3 separate regions of the Homo sapiens genome follow, and all the other regions are linked to region 2. A link is a loop called in an ENCODE intact Hi-C map of the cell type or tissue named here. Cell type or tissue: HepG2. All regions are shown on one strand. Links, peaks and the distances in the headings refer to the core of each region. The heading gives the core; the rest is flanking DNA.

What was found. Peaks named below come from ENCODE experiments on the same cell type or tissue, not always from the same donor. Only the 100,000 strongest peaks of a DNase experiment are listed, where the experiment ranks them.
Region 1: a loop joins it to region 2, with 3 times the contacts of the local background. A loop is called at or near these places in 12 of 110 quality-filtered maps.
Region 3: it touches region 2 in a loop (3-fold over the local background); 5 of 110 quality-filtered maps call a loop at or near these places.

What each region holds. Positions count from the first base shown.
Region 1 is chr5:76,533,291-76,541,062 of GRCh38, reverse strand. The region is part of intron 2 of IQGAP2 (IQ motif containing GTPase activating protein 2); the gene reads right to left. Among named protein-coding and RNA genes, the nearest start is that of F2RL2, 86 kb to the left of the region's middle. In HepG2, for the core only: no CTCF peak of the experiment used is centred there; DNase peaks (open chromatin) are centred at 3,622 and 3,902; H3K4me3 peaks cover 1,005 bases.
Region 2 is chr5:76,469,016-76,476,787 of GRCh38, reverse strand. All of the region lies in intron 2 of IQGAP2 (IQ motif containing GTPase activating protein 2), which reads right to left. Among named protein-coding and RNA genes, the nearest start is that of IQGAP2, 70 kb to the right of the region's middle. RefSeq lists an enhancer at 3,590-4,789. In HepG2, for the core only: no CTCF peak of the experiment used is centred there; a DNase peak (open chromatin) is centred at 4,007.
Region 3 is chr5:76,518,849-76,526,620 of GRCh38, reverse strand. The region is part of intron 2 of IQGAP2 (IQ motif containing GTPase activating protein 2); the gene reads right to left. Among named protein-coding and RNA genes, the nearest start is that of F2RL2, 100 kb to the left of the region's middle. In HepG2, for the core only: no CTCF peak of the experiment used is centred there; a DNase peak (open chromatin) is centred at 3,880; H3K4me3 peaks cover 1,157 bases.

The DNA.
Region 1 (7,772 bases), core at 1,159-6,158, 65 kb before region 2:
AAATGGTTAGAATGGTAAATTTTACATTATATATATTTCATCACGATAAAAAAAAGAAAAGCTGTGATATGTGTAGATTAGGTAGGTGTCTGTCAAAAGGAGTGCTTTTCTTACATGATGGCTTTTTCTGCAATCAATACAGGAATAAGCACTATCACTCATTCGACATTAGAGTCTGGCTATGCCCTTGATGAAGTGTTGAGGCCTTCTTACTCCATGGGAACCTTGCTGCTCTAAAGGAATCTTCCCCGGGGCCATCATGTATGGTTGTGTAGGTGGCACACTGTGCACCAGAACCTAGCCCAGACCAGCCTGTGTGCTACAGGCCAGGTCCTGTGCCTGGAGGAGGGAACATCTTTTCCTTCTTGAAAAGGCACTATAGGCCAAGGGTAGCCCTGATGTTCCGCACCCTCAAATTGGTCTTTTCTTCTAACTCCCTTACTTCTGTTCATGGTACCCTCTCCTTTCATGGATCCCAGATTAATGCTGCAAAGTCATTCCCTGTTCTCATTCCAGTCCGTTGTTGGCTTCCAGCAACTCTGTGCCTCTCTCTCATTTCATCCCCTCCTTCCCACTACCACTGCCACTTACTGTGGTCAGGCCCTTTGACCTCTGGTCTGAACACTGACCTATAATCTAGTGCTCCATACCTCCAACTCCTCTTCCCCTGGATGATCTAGTTTCCATACTCTGCCACCAGATTAACTTTTCCCAAAAAGAGCTAGCCATTTCACTCATACCCTCCCAGTGGTTTCCTTTTTCTTTCTTGTATCTACTTAATAAATGAACAATGAAATAGATTACCTGAACCTAATCATCAACTCTGCTATTTAAAGTAAGACTTTCCATTTATTTTGACCGTCCATTTCTTAGGTGAATATGAAGAGGAAGCAGCAAGTCAAACAATCCATCCAAGAGAACACACCTTTATATTTCTAAGTCACTGGCATAGAGTCAGGAGGGGGAAACTGAAGAAAACTTGGGGCGCTTTGAACCTCCAATTCCTGCAGCTAATTAAAATGATGTCCATGGAGACCCCTACCATACCTTTCCAAGGTGAAATACATTTTAAGCCTACTGATCAAATCCGACACAAATGCCAGTAAGTATTAGTGTGGTCCTGCCCTCACTCTGCTACTGCAGGAAAGGATGCACAGGAAGAACATCCTGGGCACTACAGAAAGAGAATATTACTAATATCCTTAAAAAGGATATTGTTAAATGGGCTGTTTCCCTTATTTTTAGAATACAGCCAAGGCCAAAGCTGAGCACAACAGGGCTAAGTACCCTACTCAGAAAGCCATAAACAAGTAGGGTCAGACACTGCCCCCTATGGCTTCCCCAGGAGGTCAGAGGACCAGTCTTACTACCTGACCACAGCCCCTCTTCCCATGCAAGGACAAGGAGAAAGGTTGATGTTGGCTTTATGGGGAGGGCAAGGTTCTAGTGCAGGTTACTGTCTGCTTCCCCAACCAGGTAGGGGTTGGGGGACTTCCAAGAGAATCACTAGGAGAGACTAGGATACCTGCAAGAAGGAGAGATGAGCATCTTGCTCCTAGTCTGACTGCTGGCTGAGCTGAAGACTTCACAGTTTCCCGCTCCCTTCCAGGCTGGCACTGCAGCAGAACGGAGCATGTCAGGGAGTAGGGGGAACTTGGCATCCAGTCCCTGGAGTGGGGGCACACCCATGAGCATGAGACTGGTACCCATTTTTGAGTCAGAGATTCGGGAGTGGCAGGCCCACTGAGGGAGCCACATGCAAGCAGAGCCTCAAGGGAATGTTCCAGGAAAGAAGACTGGAATATTCCCGCTCCAGTTCAGTTCCCTACAACCCCTGGACAGAGAGACAGGACTGCAGTAACTCACACAGTTCCTTTTGAAGGAGTGTTGAGGTCAGAGGGGCAGGAGCCCTTGGGCTGCCAGGCAGCTGATGGGCCAAGCACCAGGACACTCACTAGAAGGAGGAGTTGAAGCCTGATGGGGCATGAACACCCAGCAATACCAAAGGGGGACACTGCTGTCCTTTGCACAGGCTGCTCACAAACGAGGCTGAGGTAAAGCCAAACACAGCCCCAAGAGAGTCACACATCACCTGAGCAGACACCCCACCATCAGAACAAACCACACAAAAGCAGCAGGCTACGAGAGGCACTTTCTCACCACCAACTCCGCTTGGCGAGTTAAATAATTACTAGTCCCTTGCTCCCCATTTCCATCCTCTCCTCTCCACCCCAGCATCCCAGAGGGCCTAGAGCTCAGAAGAGAGAGTAGGAGAGGCACAGAAGATGAACTGGATGTAACATTAGGAGATTTGGAAAGATGAAAGAATGATAGAAGATGCCCAATCCACCATTCAGAGACTGGAAGGGGGGATTTAACAGGGCACAGTGGTAAGCAGTGCCTAGAGAAAGTTAAACCCATTTCATGTTTTTAGCCCCAATGAATTGAGTGAGACTCCTTAAGAAACCAGTGATGCTGACACAGAGCTAAACACACATCAATTATAAACTCTCTCTAGATCAGCTGGGTGCAGTTGAAAAACAGTCCCAACAGAATTGTAATCCGGCTTGAGGCAGGCAGAGGTCAGCTCTGGGTCCCTCATGGCCACTCTCCATGGAGCAGACTCAGACTACCTCCATTGCCCTGGAAGAGTACGTGGCAGCAGCCTGGACTCAATGGCTCTGCACTTAAACCTTACCCCCCCTTGATATGGATTGGCTGTGTCCCCACCCAAATCTCATCTTGAATTGTCACTTCCACAATTCCCACATGTCGTGGGAGCGACCCAGTGGAAGGTAATTGGATCATGGAGGCGGGTCTTTCTTGTGCTGTTCTCGTGACAGCAAATAAGTCTCACGAGATCTGATGGATTGATAAAGAGGAGTTCCCCTGAACAAGTTCTCTCTTGCCCGCTGCCATGTAAGAAATACTTTTGCTCTTCCTTCATCCTCTGCCGTGATTGTGAGGCCTTCCTAGCCGCATGTGGAACTGTGAGTCTGTTAAACCTCTTGCTTTATAAATTACCCAGTCTCAGGTATATCTTTATTAGCATCATGAGAATGGGCAAATACACCCCTCCTCTACACTCAAATACAACATCTACTTTGTAGCAGGCAATATGCATTACTTTATCTAACAGCTCTGCAAAGCAGTGGTGGCACCCCCATATTACAGAGGTTACTTAATCTGGGTGCTGCCCCGAGGGTCCAAATTGTGACACCAGGATTCCAACAAAGTCTGACTCTAAACAAAATACATGCTGGTTCTAGCCCATCACACAGACCTGCATGTTGATAGAAGATCAAAGATGGGTAAAATGAGCCCAGAAAAGAGCTGCAAACACCCATAGTGATTTTAGAATTGGCAGCTGCTCACAAGTAGTCTAAAAATGCAAATACTTTTATTTACATTTTTAAATCATTAAAATCCAGCATTGTGATAGGATATTATAATAGAAAAACTAAGTCAATATTTCCACCCTCTTCCCGAATAATTCAGGAACAATACCAGTACTCGACAACTACAGTCTGACCTTTAGCAGAAAGACAAAAGCACTATTGAAAAAAAAAAAAAAATAGTTGTGAACAGAATGCACCAGAACTCAAACTTGCCAAGCTGTCTGCACTTTGGAATTTTGCAGTGTTTAATGTCAAGAGTCCAAAGTTGGCCTTGTGGGTCCCTCTGAAATAATACCTTAATATCACTATTACTACCCAGCTCTATAGGTGGCATTTGAGATAATCAAAAGTGGCTGGAAACCACTGCACATTATACTATTCCGGACAGGCCTTTATTAACCTAACCTTTTAAAAGCATAAACCAGGAGACTTATCTTAACCAAAATTATCTCAAAGTCAACTTCCATTGGCCGAATCACTATGCAAATATCAGGGCTCTGAGTCATTGAAAACTGCTGAAAGGAATTTTGTTTAGTAAGCATAAGATCTTTTTTCTAGAAACGTAAACTGTGTTTTAAAAGGTGTTCACAAACTTTGCCCTCAAGATAGCTTTGGTACAGAACTTGCCAAGTAAACTTATTACAAATGAAAATGACAGCAAACAATTTCAGAATATCCCAAACTACCAAATTCCCACAGCCACTATTCTTCCCTCAGTGATACTAGAAGGGAAAATTCTATATATTTATGTCTTCAATTTTCAGAGTTAAGGAACTTCACAATTTACACCTCTTATGCAAAGCTCTGTCCGGTTTCTGAATCATTTTCCACAGGTAAAAAATAAGTGGAGAAGGAGATAAAAAGCCAAAAGCCATGTCTTACCAAATTTTTTTTTTTTTTTTTGGAGACGGAGTTTCACTCTTGTTGCCCAAGCTGGAGTGCAATGGCACAATCTTGGCTCACTACAACCTTCACCTTCTGGGTTCAGGTGATTCTCCCTGCCTCAGCCTCCAGAGTAGCTGGGATTACAGGCGTGCACCACCACACCTGGCTAATTTTGTATTTTTAGTAGAGATGGGGTTTTGCCATGTTGGTCAGGCTGGTCTTGAACTCCTGACCTCAGGTGATCCACCCACCTTGGCCTCCCAAAGTGCTGGGATTACAGGCGTGAGCCACCGTGCCCGGCTGTATTACCAGTTCTTTAAAAAAGAAAAAGAAAGCAGCACACAATTTAACAGGAAGTCTTTTGCCCAAACCATTTTCCCTCCAAACTGTTTAAGAATATGCTCCTGGAAGCCAGGCGTGGTAGCTCACGCCTGTGATCCCCGCACTTTGGGAGGCTGAGGTGGGTGGATCACCTGAGGTCTGTAGTTTGAGATCAGCCTGGCCAACATGATGAAACCCTGTCTCTACTAAAAATACAAAAAAATTAGCCAGACGTGGTGGCTGGCACCTGTAATCCCAGCTACTTGGGAGGCTGAGGCAGGACAATCGCTTGAACCCAGGAGGTGGAGGTTGCAGTGAGCCGAGATTGTGCCACTTCACTCCAGCCTAGGTGACATGAGCAAAACTCTGCCATCTCAAAAAAAAAAAAAAAAAGAATATGCTCCTGGAAAGCCAGGTAAATGGGTACGTGCTAGGAGAAATAAATAGTTCTAAGGAACAAATTTAATGTTAATGTTATTTCCTTCTCCTAGTTTATGTTTTCATCAACCACAGCCAATAAGAACAAAAAACAATTCTCTTAATTCCCATCACCATCCCTACTCACCTCCTCTAGTCATAAATACCTGCTGCCAGTTTTGTTTCCGACATTCTCTGTAATTTACATTGTATTAAGGTTAACAAAGCCTTTGAGTTAAAGAACAGGTTACTCTGGGCGCACTGCCGGTAGGGTAGCCCTGCTCTGCAAGAAGCAGTCTAAACAAACAAACAAACAAAATAACAGTAGTAGCTACACAAGCTTAGCTTATCTTTACCTCTCTGCCTAGACCACAGGAGTCATCATCAGCCTTTTTATGGAACAGGCAAGGAGAAGCTTCTCAGGGACTGACTCAAGCCATTTTGTCACACAGACCCAGGGCGTGCCGCATAGCAATCACACAGGGTCCCATGTTCGTTGAATGCTCTGCTGTTGCCATCTTGAAATTATTTTATTTTTGCACAAGAGGTCCCACGGTTTCATTTGGCAGTGAGGGCCCTGCAAATTAGGTAGCTGGTCCTGCACAGAGCTGATTTAAAAAAAATTTTTTTGTGACATGGGCATTTTTGAAAATGTTTCATTTTATACCATACCTTACAGGGCTTTTACTCTAAACAACAGATGTTCATTTTTTTTTTATACTTTCAAATCCAATAAAGGCAAAGTATCCCTCACCTGTATCACTGCAACAGGTTTCTAGATTATTTTTTTCTGGATTCACTCTTGCTTACTGTCAATCTATCTTTACACAGCCAACGTTCTCATCTAGTACAAGCCTGATCTTGTCACCCTGCTTAAAATCCTCCCACAGCATCTACTGCCCTCAGCATCATGCCCAGTGCTTTCACCTGGACCTAGGCCCTGAGGTCCAGCCCTGACCTGGGGCTTGGCCTCACTCTACTCCCTACCTGCTGTGTCCCTACCTCACCAGCCTTCTTTCTGCTTCTAGAACATGCCACGCTCCAACTTCATAGCCTTGGCACCTGCCCAAGGGACAAATACTTTAATGTATGTCCAAGGATTTTGATAAAATAAAGGTGGAACAACCAAATTCAACTGATAGTCATTATTGGTTTTAATTTCTTAAAAGAAACACAAGAGGGTTTAAAAGACTCACACTTCTTAGTAAATGTTTTTCACTCACACTATGATTTGGGCTACTTCCCCAGTGGAAAGGATAATAAGCCTTGATCTGACTGTGAAACGTAGGACAATAATGGGGAGATGTAGAGAAGGTCAGTTTTAAAGTTTTTCAAATCAGGTTAATCAGGCCTTAAAGGCATCTTCATGACCTTCACTGATCCCTGACACACAACATTCCCAAACAGCTTGGAAGGGTTGGGGAAAACAAGTATTAATGAGGATAAATAAATCATAGGCTCACTTTAAAAAAAGAATATCTCATGTTCTTTGAAGAGACTTAACTATTAAATCTGATAAAAGATTCATAGAGAACGTAATTATGTAGAACCTTTTCTTGTTCAGAAAAATGAGTAAGTTGCCTACAACTGTTTTCTCATCCAGATAATCACAGATTTTAGTTCTGCCTGTATGTAAATGTTCTGATAGTAAAACCGGTCAAAGGATGTTGGGTGTTCACTCCTACAGGGGGCTTTCTCAGAAGGGTATGTATCTTCTAGACTGAGAAGTCATCTAACCTTGATCAGTAGGATGTTTAGCAATTATCTGTCATTCTCCCCACTCCAGCCACTTTAGCCCTTTGACTACCCTTATTCTAGTGGCCACACACCATGCTACTGGCTTTCCACAAACAGTGTTGAAATAACTAGCTCTCCATGTGGGAAAAAATTAAGTTAGAGTTCTACTATTCATGAAAATATCCCTGATGGATTAACCCTCAAAACACTGTAAAATGTCAACTATTACAGCATGAGAAGAATATATAGGAGAAGGTGTTTATAACCCTGGAGAAGGATGGCCTTTTTAAGCCAGACACAACACAAAGTCATTATTCATCGTGCCTTTGATGTAGTCCAATTTCCCAAAGTTAAAAGACAAGGCCAAGCTGGGAGAAAATATTTGCTATGTAACAAAGGGTTCGTATTCAGAATATATAAAGAATTACAAATCAATAAATAGAGACAATTTTTAAAATAATAGGGCAAGCCAGGCGCGGTGGCTCACGCCTATAATCCCAGCACTTTGGGAGGCCGAAGCAGGCGGATCATGAGGTCAGGAGATTGAGACCATCCTGGCTAACACGGTGAAACCCCGTCTCTACTAAAAAATACAAAAAATTAGCCAGGTGTGGTGGGTGCCTGTAGTCCCAGCTACTCGGGAGGCTGAGGCAGGAGAATGGCATGAACCCAGGGGGCAGAGCTTGCAGTGAGCCAAGATCGTGCCACTGCACTCAAGCCTGGGCGACAGAGCGAGACTCCATCTCAAGAAAAAAATAAAAAAATATATATATATAAATAATAGGGCAAAGGACTTTAACAGGAAATTCATGGAAAGAAAAATTAAAATGCTCAATAAATATATAAAGAACTGCCTAGTAAAGAAAAGTAAAATGGTGAGATATATGTGTCTTTTTCCTTCAAAAGCCTGGTAAAAACATTTAAAGATCAATTTTGTAAAGTGTTGGCAAGCGTGTGGCATGTACCTGAGACCCCGTCGGTGAGTAATTTAACATTCTACTGCACCATCCCTCT
Region 2 (7,772 bases), core at 1,622-6,621:
AATAAATCAGTAGCACAATTAGTAAATCAGTAACACAAGATCTCTAATGGGCCCCTACCACAGTTACATAAATCTATGCCTGTTTCTGCAGTGGATTTGGTTTCCTAGTAAACTCTAGTAAAAGTCCTGACCCCCCCAGAACTCATATAAAGTCATCTGTCTCCATCCTGCTAACCAGCCCTCCTTAAACATACCCCAAGCCTACTCACTCCTTCCAATGAGCCTCTGAACTCCTGACCCGTTGTAATTCTCCTATATTATCACTTTTTGTTTACACTTTCTCTACCTACTTGTCTAATGAAAAGCTGGCTTTTGCTTCAAAATCCCACCCCTCATAAACCCACTCCAGGGGTGGTTGTTTGCCAAATTTCCTTGACTCCCAGGACAAAGAGAGGATAGTCATCACTTTCCCAAATAAACGTTTCTCCCAGGCCACATCCTGTCCATCACCTCACTTCTCAGGGCTTCACTCTTCCCTCTCACCCCTAACCTTGCCACTCATTTCTTGACCTCCAGGACTTTTCCTTTCTTGCCACAATTGCTGCCTTCCTCCCAGGCCTGCCTCTGCTGGGTGGCTTCAAGAAGGTGGATGACCTTGGTAACACTCCTCCACTACACTCCAACCACACACAGGCACCACACCTTGCACGTTATCACTACCTGGAAATACTCCACCTGTAAGATCAAGGCTTCCAAATCTTGGACTATAGCCTTTCTATTTACTCACTTCTCCACTTCCTTATTCTTATAGATCCTGCCCTTTATTCTCATTGTAGGTGGTTCCTTGATTTCACCCCACTCCATCTTTCCCATCCTGGCTTCATAGGCTCCTCGGCCAGATGGGACCTCAAGAACCCAATTTCAGCAATACTCTCATGAACACCCTGGAGTCCCTGTTTCCCATGCAGAGGCCAAAGGAAATCCTCCCCTTTGCCATCTGAAGGTTCTCTGAAAAAATCAACTCACAAAAGGCCGATCAATTGGAGAAAAGGCATATAAGTTTTATTAACATGTACGCAAGTAGACTCACATGTTTACCCACCCCTCAAGTGACTCAGAAGCTTAACTACCATCCCAGCAAAACAGGTTATGGGAGGGGGGCAGAAAAGGAATTTGGTTGAGATTACCAAGGAAAAGGGATGGGGAACAGAGATTAACCTGTATGTCATCCTGTGAAAGGTTCTGTTCAGGTGTGGCCACATTCCCGGTCTTACAGGGAGGGGAAGGAAAAACAATTCTTTCCCCTGGTGGGTCTCGATCTTTGGTAGATAAAGCCTTTGAAAGAGAATGTGGGATGCAGGAATGTCAGAGACACCTTGAAGCTTCTTCAGTTTGGAATGTCAAAATGCTGTATTTTGGGGCATCAGTGTCTGAGCCCCAACACCTATGACTTGGTCAGAGCCAGCAGGTCAATCCCTAGGCATAGTTACCCCATTCTTTTATCTTGTTGGAGAAATTCACATGAAAATGCTTATTGGCTCTGCAAAGAACATTTATAACACTAATTGGATCTTCAAAACTACTCAGGCTTTCTATCCAACCCTGGCTGATGCACTACTGCTTTTTCATGCCTCCACCCTCCTCACCTCAGCAGATGGTGACTCTTAGTATCCTTCCTCTCTCCCCTCTCATCCCAGAGGAAGGGGTATCCTCTGTTCCTTTTTTCTAAGCTGGGGTGGGAAGGCTGAGAGCTGAGACAGCCTCAGCCATAGATGCTATCTCAAATGTCAGTGTGCATAATAGTGTACTCCAGTGCTCTGTTAAAAGGCAGACCTCAGCCGGACGCGGTGGCTTATGCCTGTAATCCCAGCACTTTGGGAGGCTGAGGTGGGTGGATCACATGAGGTCGGGAGTTCAAGACCAGCCTGACCAATATGGTGAAACCCCGTCTCTACTAAAAATACAAAATCAGCCAGGTGTGGTGATGCATGCCTGTGATTCCAGCTACTTGGGAGGCTGAGGCAGGAGAATCGCTTGAACCTGGGAGGCGGAGGTTGTCCTTAGAGATGGCCTTATAGGGTCAGGAGTGATCCTCAGAAGCCTGCACTCACACAAGCATCCAAGTGACCTTGATGCAGGTGTAAATGAATTTGGGGATCACTGCCCTAAGTCACTCTCCCAGATGACATAGCTGCCTCAACTCTTGCCTTGAGAAATACCAGGGGCAGGAAAAGCTGTGTATTACAAATCACACGATGGGAAAAAACAAACAAACAAAAAAGCAACCCAGGGACATTAAGCCAAGTAGGACGGAGTACAGAGTGCAGAAATGACTAGAAATGTTAATTCCTGAATTCCTGTTCTTGCACCAAAATGGGTTCAAGTTTCTCAGCAAAAATGAAAGATCAAGGACAAGAACATATGAATGGCTAATTCCCCCAAACCATTTGCAGCATTTAACCAAAAGCAAACTTGAACTGAATCTACCAAATAAGTTTAATATTCATGTTTATATTTTTTCTTTATTGAGCTTTCTACTTTTACTACTCAACATGATTTATAGAGACTCATTTGAGCTTTCTACTTTTACTACTCAACATGGTGTATAGAGACTCATGGAACTAAAGAGCACTGTCAAACAGTCAGAAGACCTTTATCCTAATCCCAAATCTACCACTAACTCCACCATGGATAAGTGAGATAAATTTCTGAGCCTCAGTATCCCCATATATGAAATGGGGATTTGACTCTGTTAAAGAAAAACAAAGGTGTTCAGACTGAGAAGGCAATGGAAGATCGCTCTACATTCTATATCACCCTAAAAATGGAAGACACAAAGAAATCATTCTGTGACAACCTTGTACAAATGTTCTCCCCCACCAGCTTCCCTAAAGTCACTCTATGCCTTGAATAATGATACCGTTTTATGACTTTTAAGCATCACAGCATGAGGCAGCTTCCGGTGGGGAGGTTCACACAGGAAGGAAGAGATCTCAGTGCTGTTTGCTACTCATACCTTTTGATGTTTCAACAAAAAGCCAAGCATTCTTTGAAACCAGTCATAATAGTGGCAAAACCAAAAAGATAATTGATGAATTGAAGGTGGTATGGAGGCCTAACCAAGAATAAAGATGCACCAAAATTTTCTTGGGTGAAGAGAACAGAATAAAGTCTACATCATAGAGAAGTACAAATTCTTAATAATACTTTAAGGCACAGTAGCTGATGCCTGTAATTCCAGCACTTTGGGAGGCCAAGGTGGGAGGACTGCCTGAGGCCAGGAGTTCAAGACCAGCCTAAGCAACATAGTGAGATCTCATCTCTATTTTATTTTAATTGAAAAAAGAGAGAGCAAGAAAGAGCTAGCCTAAAATGAGCAAAAGAGAGAAGGAGAAAGAGGGAGGAAGAACACAAAGTAAATACAAGATAAATTATTCCCAGAACAAACTACTTATAATAGTACCAGTTAAAACAAAATAGAAACAGTTCACAGGAAAAAAAAAGAGAAAGGAAAATAAAACAATATATAGCCATATATAGCCAATGGATAGCTATATTGTGCTAATTCCACCAAAGCTTAAGTGAGAATTTATTGATCAAGAGCTAGAACTAGAACTAGCCCATATAGAACCTAAAAACCAAGACCATGTTTTGGACTTACAAGGAAGACATGATCAAAACACATTAAGAAATAAAGAAATGGGACAGTATGTTATAGTTTTTAAGCACAGTCTTTGAAGTCAGAAAGACCTAGGTTGTAATACTGTTGCTGTCGCCTGTTGGCTGCGACACTGAATAAATTACTTAAGTTTTTCCAAGACTTGGTTTTTCCATCTATCAAATGGGGATAATGCTCCTTCCCACAGAGTGGTTGTGAGAATCGAGACCATGTGGGTTGAATGCTTAAAGCACCGTGCCTGGTGAGTAGACACTTGTGTGATAATCCTTGTGAGTAAAGTACATTTGCAACCATGGAAAATTCCAAACCTCTCCCAGGTTTCCAACTTTGAAGATCCTGAGAAACAAATATAAACTTTGGGATCAAATATCAGTTGCTCAACTTGTCTTTGGCTGGAGATGATTAATACCGATTATTTGTATTTTAAAATACCAGCACTCTGAAAAGTTATACTTTCATCTGTCAGAACATACCCGATTGGCACCTGTCCAACATACATCCAAAGCTAGTACAATATGTGAAACTAAAAACAAAGAACTTTTTCCACCTACTATATGCCCAAGCCTAGGCTTGGCAGACAGAGAACACGAAATGTGTCCTGCTGAGTCAGATAAGCAATGCTTTGATCTGCCCCAGGGCATCTGACCTCCCAGTGTCCTCCTCTGCTGCCCAAATCCAGACCCCCGCCAAGTCCTGTAGCTTTTTCCTTTATATCCTTAATAAGTGTTCCTTCCATTCTAGCTCCACAGCATAATCCCTGGTCACCGCCAGCTGGCCCTCAGCACCAACACCTCTCTGAGGCCCCAACTACAAGCACTACTTGTTGGCAGGTAGGGCTGGCTGGGATCACGTCTATTCCTGTGCCACGGAGATCACCCTGTTAAGACCACCTCTCCAACTCTGCCAAGCTACCCTGGACAAGTCTGGGCTCCTCACAAGTTACTCTCTCCCTGCCATTGGGATGTGCCAGGCCCTGATCTCAGCCTCGCTGGCACAGGGCTCCTGAGGCAAGCTGGTTGGAAAGCAGCCCCAAGCAGGCCTTCCCCTCAACCAGGTGCCAGACTTGCGAGGGGGTCCCTGCTCTCAGCTCACTGCACCCTCTGCCCCACCAGCTGCCGCATGGAACAACCAAGCAGTTCATCTTGCTCCCCGTGGAAAGCAGAGGTGAGGTCAGAGCCAGGGAGAGAACAAGGGAGGGAAGGGAGAAATGGAGAGTTACAGTGGAAACATGAAAACTATTTATGTTTTGAAAATGCAATTAGGAATTCTTAAAAATTTCATTACTATTTTGTGTGTAGAGCAACAAAGAAAAATATTTCCCTGGAAATTCCAAGTTCTTATTAGCATTGCTTATCCATGGGTATGTCCTAGGAATAAGGATAGTGAGGTCCAAGCATGCAGAGGAAATCCACTGGATTCTCTAAAGTATTCCCCAGTCAGAAGATTCTCTTTTTTTTTTTAAACTAATCATGAATATTGACTGTTAAGCAACTCATGGCTTTCACTTGCTTAAACATTTGAAGCACTTCTCCTTTCAAATCTGATTCTCTAACTCACCACTAGATAAGGCCAGAGCTTGAGACTTGATTTAATCAACAAGGTGTTCTTTTGGTATCTGAGTTGTAAACACTGACACAAAAGGAATCACACCCGTGTTTTGTTTTCTTTCCAGGGCACATATATAACTGTCCCAGACTCACCAATATAGCCAATGGCTTGGCTTACCTAAAGAGACCTTTGAAGATAATATTTCTAAACAAGCCTATCACCAAGGGAAGGGTGTTTTTTTTTTTTTTTTTTTTTTGCTTAGTTTATTTTCAGAGGTAGGACAGAAAAAGGAAGCACAGCAAAAGTTTTCTGTGCATTTTCTCTTTCCTTAAAAAAGGAATATAATATCACAGGAACTTTCCTTGGGAGACACAATAGCAGTCCCATTCATAACTATTTACTCAAGCTGCAATTTGCAAACTCCGTCTCCATTCCTTGCCAAGATTCCCTCTCCTGTTTTCTGACCTTCACAATAGCTCCGGTTGGATTAAGTTCCTCAACCTAGAGTTTATCCAAAAAGAATTCTCCATCGTACATTTTTGCATAGTTGTCCTAAAAACTAAAAGACTGAATTTCTTAAAACAGATTCATTTTCATTATTTGAATAAATTTTAGGCAGATTAATATAAAATCTACTCAGCAGTACTAATTCTTTTGGAAAAGTTACTCCTTTAATTTAAATAGTAGGATTTCTGGCATCAGAGAGGACATTTCAAAGCCCATATTAGTAGTAGACTTGTCTGTACAGTTTCATTTCAGCAAAAGCCCCACAGCAAAGAAGCTATAAAGTTAGCTTTGAGGGCCTACTTGAAAAGGAAACCTAAAAAGTCCATTTAGTATTATTTTAAATGACAAAGAAATGAAAAGGCTTAGTTTAAAACAGCTCCCAATTAAAAAAAATCAAGGGAGTTGCCAGGCATGGTAGCAAGCAACTGTAGCCTCAGCTACTTGGGAGGCTGAAGCTGGAGGATTGTTTGAGCCCAGGAGTTTGAATCCAGCCTGGGCAACACAGCAAGACCCTTAAAATTAAAAACAAAAACACAAACCAACAAAAAACAATCAAGGCAGCAGTAAGCTTAGAACCGTAAGCATTCAGATCAGGAAGGATTCAATTTCTGATTGAGTTTCTAATAGTAACAAAAATAATTTTATCCTCAAATTCCCTTTCTGGGGTCCATTTCAAAAGCCTATGAAGACACCCTGTGAAAGGCAGCTTCTAAGGTGGTGCCCCAGTCATCCCCATCCCTCTGAATTCAACCCCTTGTGGAAAACTCCTCCCCTTGAGCATGGCCTTGACTTAGTAACTCGATTCTAATGAATAGGATACAGCATAAATGATGGGTGTCATTGCTAAGAATAGGTTACAAAAAGACTAGCTTCCATCTTCTTCTCTCAGTTGCCTACTCTGATGGAAACCAGTTGCCATGTGTAAGTTTCCATGTGTAAGAGGCCCAAGTGGTGAGCAACTGAGGGAAGACTCTGGCCAACAGCAGCAAGGAACTGAGATCTCCAGTCCAAAAACCTGTCAGAAACTGAATCCTGCCAGTGTCACTGGGTGGCTTGGAAGTGGGTGTGCCCCACGTGAACTGTGAGATGACTGCAGCTTTGTGAGAGACCCAAAACCAGAGGACCCAGTTAAGCAATGACAGATTTCTGACCCTCAAAAATTCCGAGATAAATGTTTATTGTTTTAAGCTACTAAGTTTTAGAATAACTTGTTATATAGTCATAGGCAACTAATACATATACAAGACATCCTTTGCCTCTTAACAGAAGTGATTCACTCTCCACTTCATCTGAATCCTTCAGCCTGTAGGGTGAAGTAATTTGGGTGAAGAGCCAAATTACTTCTTTTTGGCCCTAAAAAAAAAAGCCTGTTTAATATTTTGTTCATTGCCATCAATATTAGTTTTTTGAGGCCAGGAGCGGTGGCTCATGCCTGTAATCCCAGCACTTTTGGAGGCCAATGCAGGCGGATCACTTGAGGCCAAGAGTTTGAGACCAGCCTGGCCAACATGGTGAGATCCTGTCTCTACAACAATATAAAAATTAGCCAGACATGGTGGCATACTTCTGTAATCCTAGCTACTTGGGAGGCTGAGGCAGGAGAAATAATCGTTTGAACCCAGGAGGTGGAGGTTACGGTGAGCCGAGATCGCACCACTGCACTGCATTCCAGCTTGGGCAACAGAGTGACACTACGTCTCAAAAAAAAAAAAAATTCATTTTTTGAGTCTTAACATCTATACGTAAAGACTTCATAATTTTATAAAGTTTGAGCAATAATTTCAGCCTTAAGTCCTCCTAATACACAGGCTTCCTCTTTCTCTCTTCATTCATTCATTGAGCAATACTCTATACGCCTTTCTGGATATTTTCTAGTTCACTGTGGTATCACGGCTTATTAAGTTGTCTGGAATTCCCAGCTTCATAACTTACTGGGTCACAAACCTGTCGGGAAGGACTTGCATCATCTAACTGCAATATAGAATTTTCCAGTGAAACAAAGATTACCGCTAGGCTGGCAGTCTAGCTGTCTACCGTGAGTCTGATTCATATCCTCCTTGTTACCTCCAACATCCAAAATGTACAGAAAACAGAGCAT
Region 3 (7,772 bases), core at 943-5,942, 51 kb before region 2:
GGGTGGATGGCAACACCAGTTCTAGTTATTGTTAAAACATTTATAATGAACAAAAAGCTGTTTCTTTGCAACTAAAGGCTTTGGATCAACAAGGCCAGGAGGAAATTTCCTAATAGACTCCTTTCCACATATTTTATAATGCTTTCTCTTTTCTCCATATTATATCCCACTTCTGACACTCCTTAAGGGTCGACAACTCTTAAGAAAATCTAAAGGTAAAGGAGTTTTCTGCTTTCAGTGTAATCTTTGAGTTCCCTGCCTAGCATAAAGTCTGCCCCTACCTCTCAGCAAGTGTAGCAAGTGTCATTTTATTCTATCACTGCCAAAAGAAATCTGGCCAGAAGACCTAACGTGCTTCAAGTCATCATTTGTACACAAAGAGTGAGGCTAGGCATGATCTTCCTATGCCTTTCCACAACTGTACAAAGTAGGTCTCATCAACGCTTTTATAAATGAGGAAATAGACTTTTTGAGGTTAACTTGCCTAAGGTGGTACAGCCAGTAAAAGGCTATGTTAATATTCTAGCCAAGTTCTTCTAACCCAGGGGATCTTAATCTGAGATCCACAAGCTCTTGTTTTGGGGACTGGGACAGGAAAATAATTACATTTTACTTTGCATTAGCCTCTACAATTTAGCATTTTCCTTCAATTATGAATGTATGGACCACCCACCAGATATTGGCAGTATCTATGACCTTGTCTCCAACAGAAATACCTGTATTTTTATATCACTTCACAGTTGTTGCCAATTGTGAAATATCATTTATGCCCATCACCATTTCAAAACTATAGAAGTCATTAGGTCCCACAACTAGAACTTGTTATTTTGTGTGTTAGTAAAAAAGCACATACTACTGTGCCATAAGTGTTTTCTTAAATATTTTGGTAACTTTTCAATACAACTGGCTTTCTTTGTAGTCCAGCTTATTTTATGCATTTAAAAATATTCTGAGAGGGGTTCCACAGAACTTTCAGCCTGCTAAAGGAGCTCTTGCCATACAGAAAATATGAGAACTACTGGCTTTATTTAATCCCAAAGCCTACCTCTCTTTCCATTTTGCCACCCAGCCTGCCTCACACTGTATTTTCCTCCCTGGTTCTCTTCTTTTCCAGATTATCTTAAAATGGGTCCCTACACAGAATTAAAAAAAAAAAATTCACTGGAAATTCAACCACTAAATCAACTAATGCACTGTCTCCTATTAAGCAGTTCTTATAAATTTGCATGGCTCCAGATTTTAAGTCCTAAATTAGCTTTAAGTATGATGGGCAAAACCACAACTTATCATTTTGCTGATATGAAGAATGATGCTGATATTCTATTTATCTGAAACCCTAGCATTGCCGGCTGGCATGTAACAATTTCCATCAGCAAACAATGGCACAACTGGTTAAAACAAAAAATAGTATCATGAAACAACACTAAGCTAATCCAGAGAGGGATGCCAAGCTTCAGCCAAGATTCTCTGAGTATCAGGTAACATCCTTCTCTTATATTTGAAAATGCCAAGACACAGCTCTCCCCCAAATCCAGACTCACAGCAGTCTCACGGCAGTCCCATGGGAGGTTACTTAAACACCACACCAGACTCGCATGCATAATGCATAGGCATGGGTTTCCTCAATGAAAATAAGACAGAGGAAAAAGATAGCTTCCTTGTTGAATACATTGGCACAAGGCATGCATTTGTAATACATTCTAGTGCAATTGCAGGATGTCATTGTCTTGATGTTACTATAAACACATAGAAGAGTCGTAGGAAGGAAAAATATATTTCAGATTTTAAATAACGAATCTTACACTGCAAAATATTCCCTAAATCTTTCAAAGGCTATTGATGTGAACTTTCTTTTCAGAGGAATCTTCCACTCAATATACTCAAGAATGTGAATGCCCTAGTTATAAGGTTAAAGAATTTCTTTAACATAAAAATATTTCTTAGTTGATTCAACTAGGCCATGATATCATTTCTTCCTTTGGCTTGTTCAACTCTTATGTTTTTTGATTCTTAACAAAGACATTCTTTGTGGTTTCATGTCAAAAGCAGTGAGAAATCATGGCCTCCCCATTTATGCCTAGACATGTGGCTTGAACAGCCAACACTGCCTTCTCTTCTGTTTTCCCACAATCAGAATTTTTGCTTATATATCACTGGATCGGATCGGTACTAACTGATTCTCAAATGCTGGGTGCTGTTGGAGAACAGTGGCAACAGGAACCCTACTACAGTCCCTAAATTGTTATTTAAAAAACTCTTAAATGGCTTTACCAGGCTATTCTAATTATCCCAGCCTCAGGGAGTCTTGAAAAGTCAAATGTATGGATAATCAAGTCACAATACACAGGATATCAAGCACAGGTCAGAAGTGAGGCTTCTGGCTAAGGTATAGCATACTTCATTCAACACCAAAGGCTCTTTGATTCCTTGCATTATTAAGACCAAAGCTGATTCTGCTACACAGGTCAATTTGGGAATAGGTTGGGTTGTCCTTTGCCTTAACTGGGGGGCCTTCTCCTAACAGAGAGTGACCCAACAAGGCTTGCACACATCTCACAGCACATGCCCCAGATTTATAGACTCCTAAAGAGATCAGCTGTGTACAGGTTTCTGCTTGAGTTTAAGATTTCTTACCTGTATTGGTAAAAGGTCACAGGGTAATGGACACCTGGGATCTAGCTAATCTTGTCTGCCTCAAAATGTACGTAAATAAAGCTCACAGTGTGTCCGAGGTGGAGAGTACGGATAATCACCCGAATCAGGATGTAATAACTCTCTAAAATCCTGAATCTTTCCCCCATCTTTGTTTTCTCCTAATCATCTCAATTTAAACAAATTAAAAGAAATGCGATTATTAATCAGGAGTTCTTCACTACTTAGTAGATGAAAATTTTTCTCTTCAAAGCACTTTAAAAATGTATGCTCCAGAATAGATTGCTGATGATGCCCCCATTCTATTCAGGGCTAGAGGATGAAAACTGAGCTCTTACTGCATAGCTGATTGGACAGAAAGAGATTAGAAATTCCTCCACACACTATACTTGTAACAAGCTACATTTCCATGTCTTATTCAGCTGTGCCTTGCCTATTTGACATCTGCAGACAAAAACGCATGCATTTTAGAAAGACATGCAAATTCCCTGTTTCAACCCAGGTAGCAAAAATTTGATATGGCGAGATTGCTAATGAACACAGCATACAGTTCAATAATCTTTCCCAGTGAAAATTAAGGCTGGTCGTGGTGGTTCAATGGCTGTAATCCCAGCAATTTAGGAAGCCAAGAGGGAGGATCGCTTGAGCCTAGGAGTTCAAGAACAGCCCCAGCAGCATAGAGAGACTCTCCCCCTTACAAAATTTTTTTTTTTTAAATTAGCAGAGTGTGGTGGTGCCTGCCTTTGGTCCCAGTTACTTGGGAGGCTGAACTGGGAGAATCACTTGAGCATGGGAGGTTGAGGCTGCAGTAAGCCATGATCACACCACTGCATTCCAGCCTGGGCAGCAGAGTGAGACCTTGCCTCACAGAAAAAAAAAAAAAAAAAAAAAAGGCAAAAGAAAATTAAGACTGAAAGAAAATTTGTGAGTTTGCTGATTGCATTTCCTCTCCTTCTGAGGTTAAGATCTTTTACAAAAAGGCATGTAATTTGTAATGGGGATGGATGGTGGTAAGAAAGAAAACGGGGTCATTTACTTAGGCAGAAATAAATAGAAACATAAAAACATAAAATCTCAAGGCCAAAAAGAAACTTAAAAAGATCGATTCCAAAAACTCCTCAATTTCCTGACTAAAGTGATATTCAAAGTAAGTGGCTTCCAAGGCCCTTGTATTGAGTGTCCAAGGCACACAGAACAGATTTCCTTGGTTAATGATTGATCTTTCTACTCTACCATACTATCTCTGCTCTATCAAGGTACATAGGAGTAAAGCTTTTAGTCAATGGTAAGCATTTTAGAATGAATCATACACTGTCACGTTGTAAATTCATTTTGAGTGCTGCTGAATTCTCCTTTCTGCATTCAAGTTAAGTCTGCTGTCAATATACAGAATTTAGCATGCCTAAATGAAAGAAATAAATATAAACATCGTACATTTCCTTGAGGTAAGAAATAGGACTTGAGACCCAACCTTAAGCTGTTAAATGGCCAGGCGCGGTGGCTCATGCCCATAATCCCAGCACTTTGGGAGGCCGAGGTGGGTGGATCACTTGAGGTCTGGAGTTCAAGACCAGCCTGGCCAACATGGCGAAACTCCATCTCTACTAAAAATACAAAAATTAGCAGGGCATGATGGCAGGCACCTATAATCCCAGCTACTCAGGAGGCTGAGGTAGGAGAATTGGTTGAACTTGGGAGGCAGAGGTTGCAGTGAGCCGAGATTGCGCCACTGTACTCCAGACTGGGCGACAGAGAAACACTCCGCCTTTAGAAAAAAAAAAAAAAATTCTAGGGATATGCTCCCTCCTGGTTACATAAAAGAAGAAGGCAGAAAGCAATGTGGCCCAGCTTTGTTTTCTCTCTCACATCAGCTATGGACAGGGCTCCTTAGTGGAGAAGTTTCTGTTTCCATCCAATAACTTGAGAACAAATCCATACCATCTCATTACTTGTAAGAATGATTTAATTGTAAACATATATGATTTTATAGAGATTCTGTTGGTTGCATTTTTTTTTTTAATTATCAATTCTTTTGAATGACACAAACACAGAAATTAGAGGAATTGATCTCCAAGCAGGCCCCAAACTAGCAGCCTCAGTAATGCCTGGAACTTATTCAAAATGTAAATTCTCAGACCTATCCCAGATCTATAGAACCAGAAATTCTGGGAGTGGTACACAATCATCTGTGTTCTAACAAGCCCTCCAGGTGGTTCTGAAGTAGCTAACATCTGAGAGCAACTGAACCAGAACATTCCAAAATGCTACAGTGACGTGTGTTGATGGACTGAAAGTCACGGGACACAGACAGGCACACGATGGTCTCTGGTTCCTAAGAGCTTTCTCTACAGGGGCTCTGAAACTTGTACAAAGCATCAAGCTTATCCAAGTTAGATCACTTTCTGGCAAATATCTATGGCAGACGCTGCCTAAAAGTGAGTCATTTTCCAAAAGTATGGAGGAGTTTTATAAAGACAGAATTTATGACTCAGTTTTCTATTGTTTAAGTGGACAGCTAGTTCTATCCATTACAAATTAGATTTTGCCTGCTTTTCCCCAAAGACAGAAACTGTAACTGAAAATAAAGATGAGAGAAATAGGAAATAGTGACGTAAGTATGCTCTCTGGTCTGTTGTCACTTATGAAAAGCTGGCTAGACCCGTGGAATTGGTACACATAGTCACTGCCCTATTAAAGGGGACCTTCTGTCATTGAGGGCCTGGGTCCAACACTAAATAAGATGGAGATCTGGACAAATAATTATGTTTTCTAGTGTACCTACTGCAGTAAAAGAAACTTAAATCAGATTCTGAAAACATTTCTGTTAGGAAGAAAGGTAAAAAAACAAACAAAAAACCCCCAAACATCAGAATCAATGGATTCTTCAACTTTAAAGAGAGATAAAAACTATAAAACACTGATGAAAGAAGTCAGAGACAATCTAGATAAAAGGAGAGACCTAGGCCGGGCGTGGTGGCACATGCCTGTAATCCCAGTACTTTGGGAGGCTGAGGCGGGTGGAACATGAGGTAAGGAATTTGAGACCAGCCTGGCCAGCATGGTGAAACCTCGCCTCTACTAAAAATACAAAAAATTAGCCGGGCATGGTGGCGTGTGCCTGTAATCCCATCCACTCGGGAGGCTGACGAAGGAAAATCGCTTGAACCTGGGAGGCGGAGTCGGCAGTGAGCCGAGATCGTGCCACTCACTGCACTCCAGCCTGCGTGACAGAGTGAGACTCCGTTTCAAAAAAAAAAAAAAAAAAAAAGAGGAGAGACCTATGATGTTCATGGACTTGAAGATCTAACACAGTTGTCACTTCTCAAAGTGATCTATAGATTTAATGCAATTCCAATCAAAATCCTAGCAGAATTTTTTCAAGGGATAGACAAGCCAATAATAAACTTTATACATGAAAATGGCAAAGGAATTTAAATAGCTAAAATAATTTTGAAAAAACAAAAGTTAGAGTACTCATACTACCCAGTTTTAAGACTTACTATAATGCGCCGGGCGCGGTGGCTCACGCTTGTAATCCCAGCACTTTGGAAGGCTGAGGCGGGCAGATCTCCTGAGGTCGGGAGTTCGAGACCAGCCTGACCAACATGGAGAAACCCCGTCTCTACTAAATATGGTCAACTGGTTTTTGACAAAGGTATAAAGGCAATTCAATGGAGAAGGAGTAGTCTTTTCAACAAGTGGTGCTGAGATAATTAAAAATCCACAGGCAAAAAACCCCCCTTAACTTATACCTTACATCTTATATAAAAATTAACCCGAAATTGTTACAGACCTACATGTAAAACATAAAACTCTTGGGAAAAAAAAACACCCAGGGAATCTCTGTGGCTTTGGATTAGGCAAAGAGTTTTTAGATATGACACCAAAAGCACAAACCATTAATGAAAAAAAAAAAGATAAATTGGACTTTATTGAAATTAAAGACTTTTGCTCTTTGAAAGATTCTGATAAGAGTAAAAAGACAAGCTACACACTAAAAGAAAATACTTGCTTTTTATATATCCAACAAAGAACTTGAATCCAAATATACGAAGAACTCACAGAACTCAACAATAAGAAAGCCGAATTTTAAAGAATGGGCAAAAGAGTTGAGCAGATAGTTTACCAAATGAGCAAATAAAACTTCTATATGAAATGTCAAAGGAGTTTAAATAGCTAAAATAATCAGCCATTAGAAAAATGCAAAACAATAAACTACACTGAGATACTACCACATATCTGTTAGAATGGCTAAAACAAAAAGCTTAATATCAAGTGTGAGGAAGTTGCAGAAAAAAATAGAACTCACATATATTGCTGGCACGAATGCAAAATGGCACGGCCATCCTGGAAAATGGTTTGTTCATTTATTATAAAGTTAACCATACATCTTCCATATGACCCAGTACTGCTAGATACTTATCCCATAGAAATAAAAAACTATATTCACACAAAACTCTGTATACGAATGTCTATGACAGCTCTATTCATAATCAGCAATAACTGAAAACATCCCACATGTCCTCCAAACAAACTGTGGTATCTCTCTCCAAGGCAATACTATCCAGCAATAAAAAGGAACATATCATTACACACAACATGGATAAATCTCAAATGCACTACGTTGAATAAAGGCTGCCAGTCTTAAAAGATTACATGCTTTATGAATCCATTCATGTGATATTCTGGAAAAAGTAAAACCATAGATCAGTAGTTGCCAAGGGTTTGGAGTAGAGGAAGGTTGTGCTTAATTACTGAGAAGTAGCACAAGGGCTACTTTTAGGAATAATGTAGCAGTTTAGTATCCTTAGTGTGGTGGTGGTGATTACAGGAATATATAAGTTAAAACTTGTGCAATTTTACACCAAAAAATGAATTCATGTATGTAAACTTAAAAAAATAATAAAAAGAGATGGAAAAAGATTTGAAACATATCTGTGTTGGGTTTGTTAGGATGGTAGACTCATTGTCTCATCTTCTCTGGTATGGGAGCAGATCTTATTTTTAAGATAATAAATTTATAATAGGAATTTCTTGACTCACAAAGTTTTAAGCATGCACAAGCCAAAAACTTGAAACTCAATCACATTAATTTACTAACGTTAACACTGGACCCAAAA